3 separate regions of the Homo sapiens genome follow, and all the other regions are linked to region 2. The links are chromatin loops, found by intact Hi-C in ENCODE. Cell type or tissue: MCF 10A. All regions are shown on one strand. Region 1 overlaps N4BP1 (NEDD4 binding protein 1). Region 2 holds the start of LOC105371240 (a long non-coding RNA gene). Region 3 has its middle 26 kb from the start of DNAJA2.

Region 1 (8,000 bases), 80 kb before region 2:
ACTGGGGTGGATACTCCTGAAGCCCTGTTTGTGCAGGTCTTTGGACCTTTCTAAACAATCTGCAAATCCTTGCTAAAGACAGTAACACGTGTTACTCAAGACTCGATTTCAAAGGACGTAAATCCAACTGGAATGACCAGCTTAAGCAAAAAGTGTGTTAGAATACTGGGGTGTGGTGACGTCCGAGGAAGGGCTTTCCTGACAACAGGAACCCAAGGCTCATGCTGCCAGGAACCTCTCTCACGTCGCCGCTTCTTTCCTGCCACAGGTCGACTTCCCCCAGGGTGGAAAATGGCTTCTGACAGACCTGGGCCTGGCATCCCACGATTCCCACCACCACAGAGGAACTCCCCAGGAGTGACTTGGACTGGCATAGGTTGGGCCGGCTGTCGGCCCTGGCCAGGAAGCCTGAGTGCATCTAGTATGCAGCCTGCGCCAGGTACCCCTCCCCGGACCTGTGTGCCCAGGATGCCATGTGCTGGAGCCTGGCAGGGGAGGGAGAAGGGAGTGGAGTGACCCCAGCCCCACCCCACTGTCCCACTGCAGGGCAGTGGATTCCCGGCCTCTTACTGGTCCTGCTGCCAGATGCCGCAGTCAAGAAGGCACTGTCCTCCAGTTCAGTTGAGCAGACATTTATTAAGCACCTATCAAGTGCAAGGCACTGTGCTAGGCGCCGTGGGAAATACAGAGAACACAGGCGGTCCCTGCCCACGAGGAGCTCACAGTCTAGAAAGGGCAGCAAGACAGTACACAATCAGTGGCAGCAGCACCAGCCAGAGTGGCAAGTGCTCAAAGCGAGACACAAAGTGCTGTGCGGTCACAACATCATGGGGATGCTTCTGGCAGAAGCACTGGAAAGGAGACGAGGACTCAGGCTGGGCCTTCCAGGAGGGAAGCCATTTGGGAGAAGGGCATCTCTAGCGGAGAGAGGTCCATCTGCAGAGCCCACAGGTCATGGGAAACATGTGGCTGCAGGGAGAGTTTGGGGACAGTCAAGTATGGCTGGGAGGTGGACAGCCACGGACACTAAGCTCAGGAGATGTGAACTTTGTGGTCTGGTCAAACAGCCACTGCAGATCACTTCGCAGGAGGAGGGGTGACTAGAAGTATGTTACTGGAAGGTAAATCTGGCCACACTGCAGCATCTGGACGGCAGAGGGCAGCGCTGGGAGGGGCCAGCCAGTTAGGGCCCACCACCCCTGGGTGTCTGAGAGTGGGAGTAGCGGGCAGGGGCCAGCAAAGCACGAGGGCAGAGCAGGGGACCATACGGAGGGTGGGTGTGGAAGAAGGGAGGGGCCCCATGCAAGCTGCAGGTCTGGGGAGCCTGAGGATGTCATAGGGCTTCCTGGTAGAGTGGAAAGTGCACTCCTGAAGGTCAGGGCCAGTCACTACAGAGAGGGGACAGCGAGGAGAGGGACGGTGTGGCCCTAAGGGTGACTGCAGTTTCTCAACATGTGGTCCGTGGATCACCTGCATGGGAACTGCCTGGGGAATGCGCTCATTTGCAGATTCCCGGGCCTTCCTCCAGAACTACTGGGCAAGCATCTGCCGGGTCATGCCCGGTAACCTACATTCTTAACACCAGCTGCCCTCTCCACCACCACGAGCCCCAAAGGTGGGGAAAAGTCTGCAAGCCACCTGCAGAGGAAGAATAGGGTGTTAAGGACTGGCTTTAGGCAAAAAGAAGAGACAAAAAGAATGAGGGAGGTCTGGGAGTGAGGGAAGTGGTGGGAAGCAGGGAAAGTCCGGTCAAGCCATGTGCACCAAGACAGAGCCCCAGCGCGGCCTTGCAGCCAGGCACCGGGCCGTCCCCAAGGGCTGCTCTCAGTCCGCTTTCACTTGGTGGGCGAAAGCCACATTTGCAAACTGGGAAGTGGAGAGTGGGAGGTGAGGGGAAGCACTAGCAATGAATGAAGAGGATTCTTCCGGGAATCAGGCTGTTTCAATCTAAAACATCCAAGATAAGTGGAAACACTGGGGAGGAAGGTGATGAACAGACGGAGGTGAGCCAGAGACACCTCCTGGGCAAGTCGGCCAGGAGGCGGGAGGCGTGGGTCAGAGACACTGCAGGAACTGGGTGAGGACAAGGAGGTGCGAGGAAAGGGGTTGGGGGATGGTCCCACAGGCAGCCACACCTGAGGCGTGGGAGGCAGGTAGGAGCTGGGGGAGGGCGGGGAGAAGAGGGGTTTCTGTGTGTAGATCTGAGTCCTCCCTCACATCCCAGCCGTGCCACAAGCCGCATCGGCATGAGGCCGGCTCTCCCTTCTTCACTGGTCTCAAAAGCCACCCAGGCCCAAGTCCCGGCCAGACAGCCGAGCCTGCCTAGCAACGCTGACCGGCCGCCCAGGATGGCCCAGACACCTTCTGTCTCCTGAATGCAGCCTACAGGGGTTCAAACAGACTGCTTGCATTAAGGTCAGACAAGGCTCTTTTACTTCCAGAGACAGCGGCCTGGAGCCTCGGGAAGAATGTAGGCCCAGGAATCACCCAGCCCCTCAGGACAACCTCTCTGAGCAACAGACATCCTCCCTGTTGAATGAGAGTGACATCTCTGCCCTGCCACCTACTTTACATGGATGCCACGAAGTGGGAGAGCCTGAGCAGTAGACAGGGAAGAGGCGAGCGGCCCCACTGCAGGAGGTAGACAGGCTACAGATACTTATGCAGCAGCCACACTGAGGCTAGTACTGGAGGAGGCTGAGAACCAGTAATGAGTTCTTAATGGTTTGATAATTTGGGTTTTTAAATATTAAATATTAAATATCAGGGGTTTCGGAAGGAATGATGAATTCCGTCTCATGCTGTAACTGATGAAGGCAACCAATGAGCAATCCTTCCTTCCCATAGCCGAGAAAGGGAAAGGGGACAGGCCAATCCCTCTGAAGCAGTAAGTCAGAACACGAAGACTTACAGAACTCAAACATCAAAGGTCAAGTAGCTTCTAGCCAGGAAAAGTGGTGGCCCCCTCAGCCTAGCCAGCACCAACCAGCATGGGTGGAGACTCAGCCTGGCAGTAAGGGCATTTCCTGGGTTTCCTCTGAAGCAGAGGAGAAATAGTGGGTCAGCCAGGCTGCTGGACTGAACCATGAGCCAGAAGGCCAGAATCACTGCAAGACAGCTCCAGCCCGCACACCTCAGTTGTGCTTTTGAAAACAGGTACAAAGCTGAGGCATGGGAGCTGTGACTGAAGTCGCCCTCCTGGCTGGCCTCGTCTTCTACCTCTGCTTCCACAGCTGGGTGACTTGGCCATAGGCCCAAACAATGGACAACCAGTTCCACATTAGGAGGCATCACGGACGCATCTGAGAGGAAACATGATTGAAGGACAAGCTTGGCCTCATGGAGGGCTCTGGATTCATCCCTTGAAGAACGCAGTGATCAAACAAAACCAAGAAGCAGGCCTGGAGGGAGCACTCTGGGATGCCCCCAAGTCCCCTCACCATTTACAAACCAGCACTGAGTTCTCAGCCTCCGCTCCTCAGGACTAGGAGACAAGATCCGGACAGGCAGGACAGGCAGCAAGCCGACTGTGAGCAGCCTGGGGGCGCAGGTGTAAAATACAAAGCCCTTTGAAGGTCCAGACAATAAGAGTAAAGATGTTAAGATTGCCCAGGAAAAGAACTTCACTGACACTGAATTTGGGCAACACCTAGAACAGACAATATTAAGATATCAATTCTGAGAAAGACTCACAGGAAAGGCTGTTTAGGAGGACACTAGAGACAAACACAGGGAAAATAAATACAGGGGCTCTGGGATCCCCCCACAGAAGCTACTAATGCTATTTATTGGCTTGGGTCACTTTTGAGAATAGAAAACCATTTTTTGGCAAAGCTGTACAAACTCCACATCAGGGCGTCTCCTGCAGTTGGGGACACAAGATGGCCACAGTGACCGGGCTCTTCATTAAACTTCCTCATAACCCGCTACGGTGTTCAGAAGCTAAGACGTGACTTCCAGAGCCAGGCCAGGCATGTGGAGGCCCCTGACTGTGGGCGTGTCAAGCCCTGGCTGGGGAGCCTGCTGCCTGCCCGGCCACTCCTCAGCTGTGGCTGTGGCTGTGGGCATGGCCGGACGGCGTGCACACTGGGCCGTCCCCTTTTGCGCAGGGTGGAAGGGGGAAGGAGGGTGGGACTCCATGGGCTCCACGATGTCTTCTAGCCCTGGTATTCTGTGAGACTAACTTCGCCCTGGTCATTCACCATGGCTAGGCACCAAGTGCCATCTAGTGGCACCGCGGGTCCACTTTCACAACACTCCAACCAAAGACTGCAGAACAAACCAACTCTTACCCACTTTAACTCCGGGGGTGAGGGCAGAGGAGGCTGGAAGGGTGAGCACACTTCATGGTAGTGATGGGACATACTCATCTCAAGAAAATATACTTTAAGACGTCTTGCTTTCCTTAAGAAAGCAACACTTTTTTTTTTATTTATTTATAAAGGCTAACCATATCCATTTGTCAATATTTTCGGCTTTAAGGAAAATAGTTTAAAAAACATAAAAAGGTAAATACACTCAAGAGTAACTGCTATTAAACAGTTCTGAACAGGCAGAAAATGTAGACTTTCCTTTAACAGAAAATGTTAAATCTGTAATAGCAGCATAATTTATATATAGAAAAAAGCTGGTTTTGAAAACCCAGATTTATACCCAAAACATTTTTTTTCTGTACAACTGCGTTTACACTGGGAAATAAGTTTCTTCACATTATGTTCATTCCCATCAGGTACAGGTGTGAGCTTGAGTTTGATCAGCCAGCCCTGAGCGCAAGCTCAGCGCTCAGCACAATCTTCAATCCAACACCATGGCAGAAAGCGCATTTAGATCTTTCATGTATGGGTGGGCCACCAAGATCTGGTCTATTTTCAGTCTTTGCTCTGAGTCAGGGAAGATCTTCAGAAGGGCTTCCCTCAGCTCGTTGGTTTCTGCAGAAGATCTCTGAGCTGGCATGGGCAGGTTCTGCTGGAGACTGGGGAGGGCTGGCAGCAGTGGGAAGTGGGGCTGCTGAGGGAGCCAGTGGCTTGAAGGGGCTCCCTGAATCCGGGTCGGAGGCTGGTGGCTGGTGCTGGCTGCCTGGGTGCCAGGGACTCTGAAGCTGGGGTCAAACATGCCCACATTTGGCAGGGCACTGAGTAGGGGCTGCATATCTCTGTGAATGGAAGTGAGTCCTGGTGAGTTGGGTTATAAGTAAACAAAAAATCATAGAGCTATTTTAGAAGGTACCTGCGGCAGGCCTTGAGGCTCAGGATGCCGCTCCCTGGCTTCCAAAGGCAGGATGCAAGACTGAGGTGGAGATGGTGCCATGAGACACCCACAGAGGAGCCTGCGGGGATTTCACTGACATCACCTCAAGGCGTGCCAGGGAATCAATGCGCTCTATGAGGGAGCACCACCCTCCCAGGTCTTCTGCTGTGAGGACTGACCCCATCCAGCTGTTTGGCTCTAACCAGGGTACCCTTGGGAGCTTTCAAAAGGTTTAACAGTGTCTTACTCTTCTGAAGATTTTGATTTTGTGCAGGACCCTGATTAATAGAAATTAGAAGAGACTCCTTTTGGGGAGAGTGGCAGTCCCCACCGACTCAGTCTAGATGAGGTGTGGGTGGGTGCCCACACTTGTATGCACATGGGTATGTGCGAGTATGTGTGTACAGGGAGGGCATCTGTATCGCTCAAAAGCCTCCCACTGGACTCGGCCTGCAGGCGAGAAATGAGGCTAGCTGAAGTTTCCCCAACTTCAAAAGCTCAACTAACTTCAACAGCCCCTCTGTGATGGAAGTGATTCCCAACTTCTTAACCGATTTCTGAGCCGCTCCACAAAGAGCCACCAAGTGAGAGTGAAAAGGCAGGCAGGACAGACCCCGTGCCAGGTTGCTCAAGGAGCAGGAGCAAGCAGAGGACTCTCCTTCTGGTAACTCTGACCCGCGGACCTGATTGATGCTCTGACACAGGCCTCGGGCCTGAAGCCCAGCAGGGGATTTCCAAGTTCAGATGTGGGGAAGCAAAATGAGATGGACTGATGAGCACAGCAGGTGTGGAAAATGGCTGCCATTCTCTTCATGTGGGTAGAAAAGCATGGCATTTGGGAATTAAGTCCTCGTCTGTGTCATAAAACCCAAAGGCTCAAAAGAGAAATGATTCACAAGACCAGGGAGTTGAAATTGTAGTGGTCTCCTAGGTAGAAGAGACCACCATGTAAAAAAAGAAACCCATCACCACCTACCACTGAATCCAAACCTACAGCTCCCAGTGGTTCCTGTTGCAAATGGAAAAGATCAGCTGGAAAGTGTGACTGCCTAAAAATGCTGAGAGAGCTGTGTGTCTTCCTCTCAGCTTAGACCCCCCATCACACCCCCATGCAAATACCAGCTGGGAATGCACAGAAGTGCAGCCTGGTTTAGTTTTTAAAAAGAGTAAACATCAGTCATGGGGTCATATGATCTCCCTGTTAGGTTCACAGGAATCTTTAGTTAATGTCTGTTACCTAAGAATTATGAAAACAGAAACAACCACTAACAAGGTGTCCTAAAAACAAAACAAACCCCAACTACAACAAAGAAAACCTAAACTACCAAATCATTTTCAGATAAATATTGAATACTGGCTTTTCCATTCAGTGAAGGTAGAAAGTAATGGTCAGTTCCCCCAGGCAGTGATTCCTAAGCAGTAAGGAAATTAATATAAGCATAACATGTTCAAAGCAAATGACTTTAGAAAGTGAATGTAAAAAGACACTCACACATACAAAATGACCCCATCAGGCACTCGTGATTCAGAGGGAGAGCTCTCACACATACATGATGAACCTAAGTAGTATTCGCCAGTAAGTGACCACCAGCTTGGAAAACTAGCTTTGTTTTTTTGTTTGTTTTTGAGACAGAGTCTTGCTCTGTAACCCAGGCTGGAGTGTAGTGGCACGATCTCGGCTCACTGCAACCTCCGCCTCCCAGGTTCAAGTGATTCTCCTGCCTCAGCCTCCCAAGCAGCTGGGATTACAGGCACGCACCACCACACCCAGCTAATTTTTGCATTTTTAGTAGAGCCAGGGTTTCACCATGTTGGCCAGGATGGTCTCGAACTCCTGACCTCAAGTTATCTACCTGCCTCGGCCTCACAAAGTGCTGGGATTACAGGCGTGAGCCACCAAACCCGGCTTTGTCTTTTTAAACCTACAAAAAGGCTGGGCGCAGTGGCTCACGCCTGTAATCCCAGCACTTTAGGAGGCCGAAGCGGGTGGATCACCTGAGGTCAGGAGTTCGAGACCAGCCTGGCTAACATGGCAAAATCCCGTTTCTGCTAAAAAAAAAAAATACAAAAAATTAGCCAGGCATGGTGGCGTGCACCTGTAATCCCAGCTACTTGGGAGGCTGAGGCAGGAGAATTACTTGAACCTGGGAGGCGGAGGTTGCAGTGAGCCAAGATCGCGCCATTGTACTCCAACCTGGGCAACAAGAGTGAAATTCCATCTCAAAAAAAATAAATCAATAAAAATAAACCCACAAAAAAAGTTTGGCTCCTGTCTTTTCCTAGGATGAAAACTGAAAGGACTATAGTTGAAAATCCGGGATGCTTGCTACATTAGCTTCCAAATATATGAAACCAGCACTAAATTTAAGGCTTAAAAAAAAAATTTTGGCCAGGCATGGTGGCTCATGCCTATAATCCCAACACTTTGGGAGGCTGAGGAAGGCGGATTCCTTGAGCTCAGGAGTTTCAGACCAGCCTGGGCAACATGGTAAGACCCTGTCTCTACTAAAAATACAAAAAAAGAGCTGGGCATGGTGGTATGCGCCTGTGGTCCCAGCTCCTCGGGAGGCTAAGGTGGGAGGATCGCTGAAGCCCAGTGGGGCAAAGGTTGCAGTGAGCCGAAATCACGCCACTGCATTCCAGCCTCGGTGACAGAGGAAGACCTTGTCTCAAAAAAAAAAAAAATAATTTTTTTAATGTCATTTTTAGTCTATAAAGACAGCACTTGCACTAAAGCACAAAGAATTGAAATA
Region 2 (8,000 bases):
GTCACCCAGGTTGGAGTGCAGTGGCCCAATCTCGGCTCACTGCAAGCTCCGCCTCCCAGGTTCACGCCATTCTCCTGCCTCAGCCTCCTGAGTAGCTGGGACTACAGGCGCCCGCCACCACACCCAGCTAATTTTTTGTATTTTTAGTAGAGACAAGGTTTCACCCTGTTAGCCAGGATGGTCTCGATTTCCTGACCTCATGATCTGCCCGCCTCGGCCTCCCAAAGTGCTGGGATTACAGGCGTGAGCCACCGAGCCCGGCCTAAACCCTGTCTTTACTAAAAATACAAAAATTAGCCAAGTGCAGTGGTGTGCACCTGTAATCCCAGCTACTCAGAAGGCTGAGGCAGGAGAATAACTTGAACCTAGGAGGTGGAGGCAGCAGTGAGCCAAGATTGTACCACTGCACTCCAGCCTGGGTGAGAGTACAAGACTCTGTCTCAAAAAAAAGAAAAAAGAAAAAAAAAAAGCCAGGCAGAGTGGTCTTAGCTACTTGGGAGGCTGTGGTGGGAGGATGGATTGAGCTTGGAAGGTTGAGATTGCAGTGAGCCATGATTGTACCACTGCACTCTAGCCTGGGTAATAGAGTAAAACCCTATCTCAAAAAAAAAAAAAAAAAAATTTGGCATCCTCTTTCTACATACTCCATGGGACACACACATCAAATCTAATGAAGGCTTCTCAGCTCCCTGTATGGGGTGTGAAAGAACAATTAGTTAAGGGTTTGTGGTTGGTTGTGTGTCCACCAAAGTGACTGGGGCATCAGCCCACTATCTCTCACTGCTTCTCATTGGCTCATCAATAGAACACATTCTTGCCAGGCCTACCTGTCTTTAAAGCCCAGCCCAATTCTCACTTCTTCCATGAAACCTTCTTGTCCTACTCAACTTCCTGTGGCTGGTTAGGACAATTGAATAATTGATTACTTAATTGATTGATTCATTCATTCAACAAATATTTACTGAGCACCTACTAAGTGCCAAGCATTCTAAGTGCTGGGAATATAACACTAAACAAAGCAATGTCTGTTCTCATCAGCTTACATATGAGAGGGGAAGGCAGGCAATGAATGAATGAACAAATGAATAAATGTTACAGTGTCAGTGAGCAACTGCTGGCAATTCTTCCCTCTAACAGCCCCAAGTCTCAGGCTGGAGAGGCGCTTGGAGGTGACTCTTCACTATAAGGCCCTGTCTGACCCACCCTCTTTAATTTACAGAAGACGAAACCAGGAGCAAGAGGGGAAGTGCCTTGCCCACAGTTCCATGGTTATCTTTCCCTACAGCATAACCCAATGCAGATACCTCTTCAATCACAGGCTCACTGAGGGTGTGTCTAGGGAAGGGCCACTCTACCTCCTCTATCTTCCTTGCATTCACTTGCCTGGCCAGCTGCCCTGGGTCCTGCCTCCCTGCAGCTGCCTCCACAGCAGCAATGCACTGGGGCAGAGGCAGGAAGACCCCTCAGGAAGGAAGCGGGACAGGTGATCGGTCACCAGATATGGGAGGCCAGCCAGGTGACCTCTTGAGACCACCTGACCCTGTGATGCCATCAGCTTGGCATCAGACGTCAGGTCAGGGGTGGGGCGGGCTCACAGGAAACCAGGCCTTTTCTATTCCTTGTCTGTGTTAGGTAGTTTCCAAAGATGGTCCTCAGAAATTCCTTCCTTCCTGCATGTGCGTACTTCCCTTTAAAAATCTGGACTGGTCTTGTGACTTCATTGACTAATAGAATTCAGTGGAAGTGATGTTCCAGAACTTCCAAGATCAATGCTTAGGAAGATGAAAGCTTCTACTTCCTTTTTCTTGGAACACTTGCTGGTGAAACAGTCTTGCTTGGAACCTGGCTACCATGCCAAGAGGAAGCCCAGCCCCTTCATGTTTGAAAGAGGGGATTGAATGGAATTGCTGTGGTATGGAAGATATTCTATATAAACATATACATATATATATATACACACACACACATATATACACGTATATTCATTGCTTTTCCAAAACTCCCTGCATGCCTAATCCTGTACAAGGAACTAGGCTATGCACCAAGCACTTAGAACAGTAGGTGTTCAGCAAATACTGATTGACCGACTCTACATGAATGATCTCATTTAGCCGCAACAAACAATTCTATGAAGTAGGCGTTATGCCCATTTTACAGATTAAGAAACTGAGGCTTAGAGAGATTAATTAACTTGACTGCAGTCCCCACCACTAGGAAGGGACTGAGCCAGGACTGTCACAGCGGGTGTGCAATATTGAAGACTTCCCGGCAGAACTAGAGGGGCAGAGGCATGCCTTGGCTCCCCTTGAACTCTCCCACTCCCAAACTCATACCAGGCTAGTTTAGGGACTGCCCAGGATCAATAATTGGGATTTCTTGACTTAAAGAGCTCCAGGACAAGGTGGCACAAATGGCCTTTCCATATTCCAGGATTGCAGGACACACACAGTGGGGAGGGTGCTCCTTCTACTTGACCATGGGCTCTTGGTTCTCTGAAATAATAGGAGAGACCATTTGCACACTTTGTTACAAAACTCTTGCATACCAGACTGGGCACCACAGCAAGGCCCTATCTCTGTAAACCATAAAATAACTACCTGGGCATGGTGGTGGGTGCCTGTAGTCCCAGCTACTTGGGAGGCTGAGGTGGGAGGATCACTTGAGCCCAGGATTTCGAGGCTGCAGTGAGCCATGATCAGGCCACTGCATTCCAGCCTGGGCAACAGAGCAAGACCCTGTCTTTAAAAGAAAAAAAAAACCAACTGCATGCACTGAAAGACACGGTTGGCCAGGCAATTCCTCCCTCTAACAGCCCCAAGTCTCAGGCTGGAGAGGTGCTTGGAGACGACTCTTCACTACAAGGTCCTGTTTGACCCACCTTCTTTAATTTACAGAAGAGGAAGCCAAGAGCAAGAGGGGAAGTGCCTTGCCCACAGTCCCATGGTTATCTTTCCCTACAGCGTAACCCAGTGCAGACACCTCTTCAATCACAGGCTCACTGAAGCTGTGTCTGGGGAAGGGCCACTCCACCTCCTCTATCTTCCCTGCACTCACTTGTCTGGCCAGCTGCCCTGGGTCCTGCCTCCCTGCAGCTGCCTCCACAGCAGCAATGCACTGGGGCAGAGGGAGGAAGACCCCTCAAGAAGGTTGTGGGACAGGTGATTGGTCACCAGATATGGGAGGCCAGCCAGGTGACCTCTTGGGACTACCTGACCCTGTGATGCCATCAGCTTGGCATCAGACCTCAGGGGTGGGGTGGGCTCACAGGAAACTGGGCCTCTACCCTTCCCCTCCAGCTTACCAGTCAAAAATAACTTGCAGTTTCCGGAAGAACGTGCATCTTGCAAGAAGCCCTGGAATCTGCTGCCCGGCACAGAATGTCGGTCAGGGTTGAACCCCTCTCTCTCCGGCTTTGCTTGGCTTTCCTTTCACCACCTGTTACCTCATTTCATTCAGAATTCCTGTTGGTTTCTGCGCTGGAATCCCTGATTTTCCTCAAGTGTGGAAAACACAGCACTGATGAGATACCAGTTGCTTTTCAGCGGTAAACTGACAGACTTGTAAGAAATCATGACTGTTGTGTATTTATTTTTATAGTTCTCTTATGTTTTGGTGAGAAATACTGGGCTTCTAGTTAGTATAGCAATAAACTATTTCCCTTATATTTAGCTCTACTTATTTACTTTTTTTTTTTTAATACAGATAACTCTTGTTTGTTTATTTTAGAGACAGAGTCTTGCTCTGTCGCCCAGGCTGGAGTGCAATGGTATGATCTCGGCTCACTGCAGCCTTGAACTAACTCCTAAGCTCAAGCGATTCTCCTACCTCAGCCTCCTGAGTAGCTGGGACTACAGGTGTGCACCACTGCACCTGGCTAATTAAAAAAAAATGGGCATTTGATGTCGGTGCCTGCTTGGGTCTCTTCCAAGCATACTTTCCTTTCCTTTCTTTCCTGTTCTAAAGCCTTTTAAATAAACTTACACTCCTGCTCTGAATTTTTTCTTTTTTTTTTGAGAAATGAGGTCTTGCTATGTTGCCCAGGTTGCTCTCAAATTTCTGACCTCAAGAGATCCTCCAGCCTGGGCTTCCCAAACTGTTGGGATTGCAGGCATGAGCCACTGTACCTGGCCTACATTTAACTTTAAACAGTTGAGTTGAAGAAAAAAATAACTGAGTCATATTTCAGGTGACATGTAGGTACGTCCAAAATCATCAAGGGGATGTAAATGACTCAGAGTGGGAAATTCTCAGTTGGTGCCCCAGGACCGAGGACTCTGTCCCTGGGGTGGGGGTTGCTAGCAGCCGCAGGTCTTTGGGGAAGCCCGTGTAGGGTCTAAGACCACCGAGCTGGCGACCGAGTCCTGGCCCCTCCGCTCCTGGTGCTGCGCGGCCTTCCCTGCTCCCGGGCCAGGCTTCCCCATTTCTGCAAGGCGGAGGGTCCGCCCGCCCTTCCTGCGGAGACACTCGCTTTTTTTTTTTTAATTTTAATTTTAATTTTTATTTGACTTTAAGTTCTGGGATACATGTACAGAACGTGCAGGCTCGTTACATAGGTATACATGTGCCATGGTGGTTTGCTGCACCTATCAACCCGTCATCTAGGTTTTAAACCCCGCATGCATTAGGTACTTGTCCTAATGCTCCCCCTCCGCTTGCCCCCCACCCACCGATAGGACCCGGTGTGTGATGTTCCTCTCCCTGTGTCCAGGTGTGTTCCCATTGTTCAACTCCCACCCCTGGACACTCGCTTTTTCACCCTCCTGCCAGCTTTTCTGCTTAGACCTGGACACAGAGTGCAGCGGGAAACTTTCAGCTCTCACACATACCTATCAAGCATTTATTGAGCTCCTGTGAACACAGACACTCCTGCTCTCTCCAGGAAGCGCTCCCGGCTCAGGGCGCCTTGGGTCCGTGGCGCCACCTGCTGTTCTCGCGGCGCCAGCGCAGTCTGCGAGGCCGTCCCAGCTCTTTCCACCCGAGCGCGAGGTAGACGCCGGGGCCACCCGCAGCACGCAGAGCTTCTGGGAGCCGGTGGCAAGGCCGAATTGGGATGCAAACCAAATGGACGTGGGTGACTGGCAGAAAACGCCTCCCACAAATGGGAGGGATTTCGGAGGGAACCGAAAGAAAGTTGGTAAGCACCCACAGCCCCGAGCTTGGCTTTTGTTTTTTCTCTCTGACAAAAAAGCTTGGAAGGGCACTTCCAGGCAACCAGGGGCGACTGGGTCAGCTGCTACCCGCGCTGCTTCCTCGAATGTGGAGAGAGCAGCTGGGGAGGTGGGGGAGTGCATCAGAAGCTCAGTAAAATGCAACGGGGACTTTGCACCCTCTTTTTGCTGCTTCAAGTGGACAGAAGGTGATCAGATGTCAGAGCGGGGAGGGCGACTTCCTCCATCCCTACCCCCGCCCTCAGGTCACATGAGGGAAATTACTCCCCAAAGCTCTCTTTCTTAACACTGTCTGGTGATGACTCCAGAACTTCTCAGCATCTAGAACGACAACCTTAGCACGTCAGTCTGCCTGGGCCTGCCACCTCCGGAGGCCCAGAAGTGACACCGAAGGACACAGGGCATCTCCATCTAGCTGTTCTCAGCTTTGATGTGCCCGAATTAAAGGGGTAGGGTGGGCTGGGAGCGGTGGCTCACGCCTGTAATCCCCGCACTTTGGGAGGCCTTGGGCGGGGGGGGGGGGGGGCGCGGATCACGAGGTCAGGAGTTCGAGACCAGCCTGGCCAACATAGTGAAACCCCGTCTCTACTAAAAATACAAAAATTAGCAGGGCATGGTGGCGCGTGCCTGTAGTCCCAGCTACCCGGGAGACTGAGGAAAGAGAATCGCTTGAACCCGGGAGGCGGAGGTTGTGGTGAGCAGAGATCCGCCACTGCACTCCAGCCTGGGTGATAGAACGAGACTCGACCTCAAAAAAAAAAAAAAAAAAAAGAGGGGCAGGGTGTTAAAATACAGTAGCAGTAGCTTAGGTTCCATCCACCTCTATTAGATTCTGGCTCAGTGGGTTTGGGGTGGGACTCTTGGCATGGATATTTTTAACAGGAACCCCAGGTGTTCCTGGTGCTCCATAGGTTGAGAACTCCTGCCCTGGCTTCCAAGGCACGCGCTTTGTCCAACATTCTTCCAAGTGCAGTGCAAAATAAAGAGTCACTGTGAACTCGCAGCGCTCTTGGGCTAGATTATGTGCTCCTTGCTTTACAAGAATTCTCATTTAATGCTCCCGGGAATGCTTTGATGGACATCATTTTCATGTGCATTTTGAAGAACGGGGAAGCCTGGGTAACATGGCGAAACCTTGTCTCTACCAAAAGTACAAAAACTAGCCAGACATGGCGCATGCCTGTAGTCCCAGTTACTCGGGAGGCTGAGATGGGAAGATTGCTGGAGCCGGGGAGGTCAAGGCTGCAGTGACCCGAGATTGAGCCACTGCACTATTCAGCCTGGGCGACAGAGCAAGACCCTGTCTTGAAAAAAAAAAAAAAAAAAAAGAATGGGGAGACAAAGACTTAGAGAACTTACTTGACTTTTCCAATGCCAGTAAATGGCAGGGACAGGATTTGAATTCAGTTCAGTATGATTTCAAGGTACATGTTCCCCTTTTTTTCTCTTTCCCAGTATAACAAGTCTCCTTACTCAACTGAAATAGACATCAATGATGTATTTGGGCATAATGATTTTTTTTTTCTTCTTTTTTTTCTAATTTGACTTTAAGTTCTGGGATACATGTGCAGAACGTGAAGGTTTGTTACACAGGTATACATGTGCCATGGTGGTTTGCTGCACCTATCAACCTGTCATCTAGGTTTTAAGCCCCACATGCATTAAGTATTTGTCCTAATACTCTCCCTCCCCTTACCCCCCATCCTCTGACACGCCCCGGTGTGTGATGTTCCCCTCCCTGTGTCCATGTGTTCTCATTGTTCAACTCTCACTTATGAGTGAGAACATGCAGTGTTTGGTTTTCTGTTCCTGTGTTAGTTTGCTGAGAATGATGGTTTCCAACTTTATCCATGTCCCTACAAAGGACATGATCACACTCTTTTTTATGGCTGCATAGTATTACATGCTGTATATATGCCACGTTTTCTTTATCCAGTCTATCATTGATGGGTATTTGGGTTGGTTCCAAGTTTTTGCTATTGTAAATAGTGCTGCAATAAACGTACGTGTGCATGTGTCTTTATGACAGAATGATTTATAATCCTTTGGGTGTATACCCGGTAATGGGATTGCTGGGTCAAATGGTATTTCTGGTTCTAGATCTTTGAGGAATCGCCACACTGTCTTCCACAATGGTTGAGCTAATTTACACCGTCACCAACAGTGTAAAAGCATTCCTATTTCTCCACATCCTCTCCAGCATCTGTTGTTTCCTGACTTTTTAATGATCACCGTTCTAACTGGCGTGAGATGGTATCTCATTGTGGTTTTGATTTGCATTTCTCTAATGACCAGTGATGATGAGCTTTTTTTCATATGTTTGTTGGCCACATAAATGTCTTCTTTTGAGAAGTGTCTGTTCATATCCTTCATCCAATTTTTAATGGGGTTGTTTGTTTTTTTCTCGTAAATTTGTTTCAGTTCCTTGTAGATTATGGATATTAGACCTTTGTCAGATGGATAGATTGCAAAAATTTTCTCCCATGCTGTAGGTTACCTGTTCATTCTGATGATAGTTTCTTTTGCTGTGCAGAAGCTCTTTAGTTTAATTAGCTCCCATTTGTCAATTTTGGCTTTTGTTGCCATTGCTTTTGGTGTTTTAGTCATGAAGTCTTTGCCCATGCCTATGTCCTGAATGGTATTGCCTAGGTTTTCTTCTAGGGTTTTTATGGTTTTAGGTTTTACATGTAAGTCTTTAATCCATCTTGAGTTAATTTTTGTATAAGGTGTAAGGAAGGGGTCCAGTTTCAGTTTTCTGCATATGGCTAGCCAGCTTTCCCAGCACCATTTATTAAATAGGGAATCCTTTCCCCATTGCTTGTTTTTGTTAGG
Region 3 (8,000 bases), 1.7 Mb before region 2:
TATGGCTTTTGTAAACTGTCACAGCACTGGTGGAAGCGCCTCTTACATGCTAATGTATTATAATTAGGGTATAATGAGCAGTGAGGATGACCAGAGGCCACTTCTGTCACCATCTTGGTTTTGGTGGGTTTTGGCCAGCTTCTTCCCCGCATCCTGTCTTATCAGTAGAGCCCTTATGACCTATGTCTTGTGATACCAGTCTTGCCGACCTCCTGTCTCGTCCTGCAACTAAGAATGCCTAACCTCTTGGGAATGCAGCCAGCAAGTCTCAGCCTCCTGTTACCCAGCCCTCATTCAAGATGGAGTCACTCTAGTTTGAACTCCCCTGACAGTGTTGTGCACCTACAGTCCCAGCTACTCGGGAGGCTGAGGCGGGAGAATCACTTGAGTCCAAGAGTTCGAGGCTGCAGTGAGCTGTGATCGTGCCACTAAACTCCAGCCTCGGCAACAGAGTGAAACCTTATCACTTAAAAAAACAAAACAAAACAGTTTAAAAAAAATAGGGGAAAGGTTTGAACAGACACTTTATAAGAGAAGATGTACACAAGGCCAGTAAGACCGTGGAAATATCTGAGCTTCAAGTCAGGGACATGTAAAAAAATTAAATAGAAGCATGGAAAGATGCTCAACATCAGCAGTCCTGAAAAGGAATGCAAATTCAGAGCACTAGGGAACAGCCAAAATGACCAAAATGAGAAAGCTTGACAATGTTTTTTTGTCCACAAGAATGTGGAGCAATTGAAATACTGGTGGTGGGAATGAAAAAATGATAAATTGGCCAGGTGCAGTGGCCCACACCTGTAATCCCAGCACTTTAGGAGGCCGAGACAGGTGGATCTCTTGAGGTCAGGAGCTTGAGACAAGCCTGGCCAACATGGTGAAACCCCATCTCTACAAAAAAATACAAAAATTAGCTGGGCATGGTGGCACATGCCTGTAGTCCCAGCTACTTGGGAGGCTGAGGCAGGAGAATCACTTGAACCCAGGAGGCAGAGTTTGCAGTGAGCCAAGATTGTGCCACTGCACTCCAGCCTGGGCGACAGAGTGAAATCCTGTCTCAAAAAAAAAAAAAAAAGGAGGAGGAAGAGGAGGAGGAAGAAGAGGAAGAAGAAGAGGCAGAGGAGGAGGAGGAAGAAGAGGAGGAAGAGGAGGAGGAGTAAGAAGAAGGAGGAGGAGGAGAGAGAGAGAGAAGGAAGGAAGGAGGGAGGGAGCGAGGGAAGGAAGGAAGGAAGGTTGTTAAATAGCTGGGCACGGTGGCTCACACCTGTAATCCCAGCACTTTGGGAGGCCAAGGTGGGTGGATCACTTGAGGTCAGGAGTTCAAGACCAACTTGACCAACATGGTGAAACCCTGTCTCTACTAAAAAAATACAAAATTAGCCAGACATGGTGGTGCACACCTGTAATCCCAGCTACTTGGGAGGCTGAGGCAGGAGAATCGCTTGAACCCAGGAGGCAGAGGTTGCAGTGAGCTGAGATCATGCCATTGCACTCCAGCCTGGGCAACGAGAGCGAAACTCCATCTCAAATGGCTAAAAAGTTGCAAGCCTTTATTTGTGTTTAGATCATTGCTAGATTAATCAGATTTGGTATTTAATTGCTTAATGTAACCTGTGTTACCAAGTATGTACATCAGGCCAGGCACGGTGGCTCACCCCTGTAATCCCAGCACTTTGGAAGGCTGAGGTAGGCGGATCACTTGAGGTCAGGAGTTCATGACCAGCCTGGCCAACATGGTGAAACGCCATCTGTACTAAACACAGGAAAATTAGCCTGGTGTGGTGGCATGTGCCTGTACTCCCAGCTACTCGGGAGGCTGAGACAGGAGAATCGCTTGAAGTGGGGACGGGGAGGTTGCTGTGAGCCGAGGTTGTGCCACTGTACTCCAGCCTGGGCGACAGAGTGAGACCCTGTCTCAAAAAAAAAAAAAAAGAAAAGTACATCAAAGAATTTTAATGTCTTAATTGTTGCTTTTATTTTATTTATTTATATATTTATTTATTTGAGACAGGCTCTTGCTCTGTCACCCAGGTTGCAGTACAGTGGCACAATCTCAACTCACTGCAGCCTTGAACTCCCAGGCTCAAGGGATCTTCCCACCTCAGCCTCCTTAATAACTGTAACTACAGGTGCACACTACCAGGTCGGGCTAATTTTTGTATAGATGTTGTTTTTAAATAATATATGTTATGTTTATTGTAAAAAATTAGGAAATGCAGATAAGAAAAAGAAAGGAGAATCATGAAAATGTGAAATAATCCAAGTAGTGCGGAATACGAAGGGTTGTTTATTTTGTTGTATTATAATGACATCAGAAACACATAAGAAATGTCCTTCAAAAAGATGCATGTTGACGTTATGTAGGAATAAAAATCAGTGAGGTGTAGCATTTGTTTTAAAATACTTCCAAGCCAGGGGCCAGTGGCTCACTCCTGTAATCCCAGTGCTTTGGGAGGCCGACACAGGAGGATTGCTTGGACACAGGAGGATTGCTTGGACACAGGAGGATTGCTTGGACACAGGAGGATTGCTTGGACACAGGAGGATTGCTTGAACCCAGGAGTTTGAGACCATCCTGGGCAACATGGCGAAACCCCATCTCTACAAAAAAAATACAAAAATTAGCCAGTGTGGTGGCCCACACCTGTAATGTCAACTACGTGGGAGGCTGAGGTGGGAGAATCCCTTGAGCCCAGGAGTTTGAGGCTGCAGTGAGCCAAGATTGTGCCACTGTACTGTAGCCTGGGCGACAGGTGAGACCTTGTCTCTAAATAAATAACATACTTCAGGAGAGAGGGATCAGTTTGCAAATAATAATAATAATAATAATAAGTAAAACAAGTGTGGCAAAATAAAAAATAATTAATGAATCAGTTGGGGCAATGGCCATATAGAGGTTCATTATATTATTCTCTCTACTTTTGTGTATAATTTTTTTTTTTATGTTTGAGACTGAGTCTCACTCTGTAACCTGAGCTGGAGTACAGTGGCATGATCTCAGCTCACTGCAACCTCCACCTCCCGGTTCAAGCGATTCTCCTGCCTCAGCCTCTCGAGTAGCTGGGACCACAGGCACACTCCACCACACCCAGTTAATTTTTCTATTTTTAGTAGAGACAGGGTTTCACCATGTTGGCCAGGCTGGTCTCAAACTCCTGACTTCAAGTGATCTACCTGCCTTGGCCTCCCAGGATGCTGGGATTGCAGGCGTGAGCCACCGTGCCCAGGCTGTGTATAATTTTATAATAAATTTTTATAATAAAAATGTTTTTAAACACCCATAATCCTCAAACCCAGAGAAAATCATTACTTTCGACTTTGTGCGTATTCCATCAGAACAGTTGTGAACGCATTTTTTTTTTTTTTGAGACGGCGTCTCGCTCTGTCGCCCAGGCTGGAGTGCAGTGGTGCGATCTCTGCTCACTGCAAGCTCCGCCTCCTGGGTTCACGCCATTCTCCTGCCTCAGCCTCCAGAGTATCCGGGACTACAGGTGTGCACCACAACACCCAGCTAAGATTTTTTATTTTTTATAGAGACAGGATCTTGCCATGTTGCCCAGGCTGGTCTCAAACTCCTGGCCTCAAGTGATCCTCCTGCCTCAGCCTCACAAAGTGCTGGGATTACAGTCATGAGCCACCATTCTAGGCCACTGGTCTTTTCTTTCCACTAGAAAAGTTTGAATTAATAGGCTGGATGTGATGGCTCATGCCTGTAATTCCGGCACTTTAGGAGGCCAAGGCAGATGGATTATGAGGTCAGAAGTTCGAGACTAGCCTGGCCAACATGGCAAAACCCCATCTCTACTAAAAATACAAAAAGTACCTGGGCGTGGTGGCAGGCGCCTGTAATCCCAGCTACTCGGGAGTCTGAGGCAGGAGAATCACTTGAACCTGGGAGGTGGATGTTGCAGTGAGCCGAGATCGTGCCATTGCTCTCCAGCTTGGACGACAAGAGCAAGACTCTGTCTCAAAAAAAAAAAAAAGAAAAGTTTGAATTTTGAATTATTTTCTTTTAGCTGTCTTCAAATATATCTCCCGGGTTCAAGTGATTCTCCTGCCTCAGCCTCCTGAGTAGCTGGGATTACAGGCATGTGCCACCATGCCTGGCTAAATTTTTGTATCTTTAGTAGAGACAGGGTTTCACCGTGTTGGCCAGGCTGGTCTTGAACTCTTGACCTCAAGTGATCCCCCTGCCTCGGCCTCCCAAAGTGCTGGGATTACAGGCGTGAGCCACCGCGCCCGGCCCTCCTTGTGGTTTTGATTTGCATTTCCTTGATGACTAGTAATTAGCATTTTTTCATACACCTGTAGGCCATTTGTAGGTTTCTTTTGAGAAATGTCTATTCAGATCTTCCCCCTTCTTAAATAATTTTTTTTTTTTGCAGTTGAGTTATTTGTGTTCCTTATACACTCTGGTTATTAATTCTTTGTCAGATGGACAGTCTGCAATATTTTCTTCCATTCTGAGTTGTCTGTTCACTTACATCTTTATCCATTCAGGCACTCTATGCCTTTTTGTGTTTTTTTTTCACACAGGGTCTCAACCTTGCTTTTTAATAACTACACATTATGCATTGAATGGACATAACAAAATTTAACGGGAGATGTTCAGGTTATTTCCAACTTCTCACCATTATTGACAATGTTTCAATAACCATTCTTGTGTTCAATCTTGTTGCACAGCCATACTTCCCCATGATAAAAGTCTAAAAAGGAAACTTCTGGATGAAAAACTGTTTAAGCACCAGGGGGAGCTGGTCACCTATGTGATCCCCATCTGCAGTGCTGTGGGGTTTAAAAAAAATTTTTTTTGAGACAGGGTTCTCACTCTGCCCAGGCTGGAGTGCACTGGCATGATCTCTGCTCACTGCAACCTCTGCCTCCTGGGTTCAAGCGAACCTCCCGCCTCAGCCTCTCAAGTAGCTGAAACTATAGGTGTGTGCCACCACATCTGGCTAATATTTGTGTTTTTAATAGAGACAGAGTTTCACCATGTTGGCCAGGCTGATCTGGAACTCCTGGCCTCAAGTGATCTGCCTGCCTCGGCCTCCCAAAATGCTGAGATTATAGGCATGAGCCACTGCGCCCAGCTTGTTTTGTTTTTAAGCAAACCCTAGTCCTCCACCTTAGCAGTTTCCGCTTCCTAAGATGAAAGTGCAAAATGTCTGGGGCACACAGCTCGTAAACAGTACCTGGCATCTAGGAATGCTCAACAGAGGCTTTCGTCTTTGAAACCCTACCCCTCCTTGCTGTATTCTTTAATGTGGACAATAGATGTTTCTCCAATGCATAAATTGCTGTGTCCTTCAAGTCCCAAGCCCCTTTTACATGGAAAGGCTGGCACTGCCACTGTCAGATCATTTAGAAGAGAATAGGCCCACCTCAGCCTCATGGTTGGGCATGTGACCCAGGCCCTGCTGTTCAATGCACGATGTGCACCTTAACCACAGTGATTGGTGCAAGGATGGCACAAAACCCACACCAGACCAATAAGACCCTACCCAGGACCTTTGCTGAAGTGTAGAGAAAAGAGTTGCTACTTCTTCAGGGTTTGTTGACTTGGTTGTAAAGCATCGTGTTGAAGCACATGAGCTTTGGAGTTTGGACTTGAATTGGAATCCCCTCTTGATCACTTCCTGGCCATGTGACCTTTCTGAAATTCCTCAATATCTCAGATATTTGGTGTTTGTTTGTTTTGAGACAGAGTCTCACTCTGTCTTGCCCAGGCTGGAGTACAGTGGCACGATCTCAATGCAGCCTCTGCCTCCCTGGCTCAGCCTCCCAAGTAGCTGGGACTACAGACAGGCATGTGCCACCACACCCGGCTAATTTTCTATTTTTAGTAGAGATGGGGTTTCACCATGTTGGCCAGGCTGGTCTCAAACTCCTGACCTCAAGTGATCCACCCACCTCAGCCTCCCAAAGTGCTGGGATTACAGGCGTGAGCCACCGCCCGGCCAATATATCAGATATTTGGCTTCCTCATCTGTAAACTGGGGCAGTAATAATTTCTACCTTACAGAGTGGTCGTGGGTTTTGTGTGACATAACACGTGTAAAACACTAAGTGCTGAGCCTGCTACAGACAAATTATTCCATGATGCTGGTTGGCTGTTGCGACACAGTCCACACCCCGAGATGTGGAGGCAGCCAGTATCCATCTCTTGCTCTACCTGTTAGTCAATAGTGCTACTGCTCCCTCACCAGACACACACACTTGTCATTTTCCGCTGTCAGTACATAAATGAGGCACCACCGGATGGTGACCATAACCTGGCATTTTCTGGGAAACTCCCTATTTCAAATATTTGATTGCATTAGCAGAAAACAAGTTGCAGCTTCTGGGGAAAGGAACATAATTCCTGCCTATCTATGATGCCATTTCTCTGGGCGGGTGTTTTTTTAAGCCAGGCCAGTAGAAAGAGTGATTTCTGCTCAGCCAACCTTGTATCAGGTAGGACTCAACTGGTTGCCAAGTGACAGAAAACCCTACTCAAACAGAAGAGGAAATTTATTAGTGGATAAATTACAGGTTAGTTCTGATTCACAAGGATTGAGAGTCAGTAAGGTTGTGGTCCCTGAGAGCAGAAGTGTTACACCTTTCCTTATAAAGAGCCAGGTAGTAAATATTTTAGGCTTTGCAGAATATATGGTCTTTGTTGCAGCCGCTTGACCCTGCCATCGTAGTATGCAAGCATCATAGTAAATATGTAAAAGAATAAGCATGGCTGTATTCCAATACAATTTATTTACAGAAGCAGGGGGTAGGCTGCATTTGGCCCCTGGACTGTGGTTTGCTGACCCCTGACTTTAGAGGAAAATCAGAATGCAATTACCCAAAGAAAGGGAATTGAATACAGCTGGCAAAAATACAAAAATAACGCCCATGTTAAGCTCCAAATTCTCCTGGCATAGTCTTTTCTGTCCTCTTAAAGCAAACAAAGGGAAATGAGGTGACCAGCCTGGTCTGGGGATCCAGTTTATTTGGGTGGAACAAAGTTCTTTCTCTCTGTGGATCTATTTAGTATATCAGGGGTTTAAGCCCAGGACCTTAAAGATAAGTATGGTACATACTGGGGAGCTCATGTGCTGAGGTTTTACTTCTTCTGTGCCTACTCTAATTTCTTAGGCCAACCTCTGGATTTTTTTTTTTTTTTTTTTTTTGAGATGGAATCTCGCTCTTATCACCCAGGCTGGAGTATGATGGTTTGATCTCGGCTCACTGCAACCTCTGCCTCCCGAGTTCAAGTGATTTTCTTGCCTCAGCCTCCTGTGTTGGGCAAATGTAGTCAGTGGTCCTCTGTGAGTCAATATAAGGAAGATAAGGAAACTCTGTGGACAAAGTCTTTGAGATCTAAGCCACCCTAAAGGTGAGGAGTCAGAGGGTTTCATTTTATCCGGAGGCTGCAGTGAGCCCAGGAGGTCGAGCCTCTGCACTTGGCCTGGGCAACAGAGCAAGAGTGGTAGTTCAAGCCTGTAATCCCAACATTTTGGGAGGCCAAGGCGGGCAGATCCCCTGAGGTCAAGAGTTTGAGACCAGCCTGGCAACATGGTGAAACCTCGTCTCTACTAAAAATACAAAAATTAGCTGGGCATGGTGGCGGGTGCCTGTAATCCCAGCTACTTGGGAGGCTGAGGCTGGAGAATCACTTGAACACAGGAGGCAGAGGTTGCAGTGACCGGAGATCGCGCCATTGCACTCCAGCTTGGGTTACAAGAGCAGAACTCCATCTCAATCAATCAATCAATCATTAATAAAAATTTTTTAAAATGTTGAATCTCCTTTCTTTGATAGCCAGTAATGAAGCATTCAAAGCCTAAACTTCTGTAGTGAAGCCATTGTCATGAACATCTCTAAACTGTCAGGATACACATGGAAGATCCAACACTCTCTCTCTGTTATTCCTGGGAGGATGATTCTGGGTGTCCAGCTACTGACTGATGTCCAGGATCATGCTAGACCTCTCTAGCTCAGAGGTCTCTGGTCCTAAGGTCAGATCT

The links. Hi-C counts contacts between places; a loop is a spot of excess contacts. Peaks named below come from ENCODE experiments on the same cell type or tissue, not always from the same donor. Only the 100,000 strongest peaks of a DNase experiment are listed, where the experiment ranks them.
Region 1: a loop joins it to region 2, with 9 times the contacts of the local background. A loop is called at or near these places in 74 of 110 quality-filtered maps.
Region 3: a loop joins it to region 2, with 14 times the contacts of the local background. A loop is called at or near these places in 3 of 110 quality-filtered maps.

The regions. Positions count from the first base shown.
Region 1 is chr16:48,538,110-48,546,109 of GRCh38, forward strand. N4BP1 (NEDD4 binding protein 1) reads right to left here. Exons shown (of 7, transcript NM_153029.4): 7 at 617-5,152. The coding sequence ends at 4,795. Among named protein-coding and RNA genes, the nearest start is that of N4BP1, 68 kb to the right of the region's middle. RefSeq lists enhancers at 465-964, 3,512-4,012, 4,013-4,513. In MCF 10A, a CTCF peak has its summit at 4,211 (motif pointing left); no DNase peak of the experiment used is centred here.
Region 2 is chr16:48,618,470-48,626,469 of GRCh38, forward strand. It overlaps LOC105371240 (a long non-coding RNA gene), which reads left to right and starts at 4,968. Exons shown (of 4, transcript NR_188470.1): 1 at 4,968-5,134. In MCF 10A, a CTCF peak has its summit at 4,924 (motif pointing left); a DNase peak (open chromatin) is centred at 4,982.
Region 3 is chr16:46,943,258-46,951,257 of GRCh38, forward strand. No RefSeq gene overlaps it. Among named protein-coding and RNA genes, the nearest start is that of DNAJA2, 26 kb to the right of the region's middle. In MCF 10A, a CTCF peak has its summit at 4,765 (motif pointing right); a DNase peak (open chromatin) is centred at 4,764.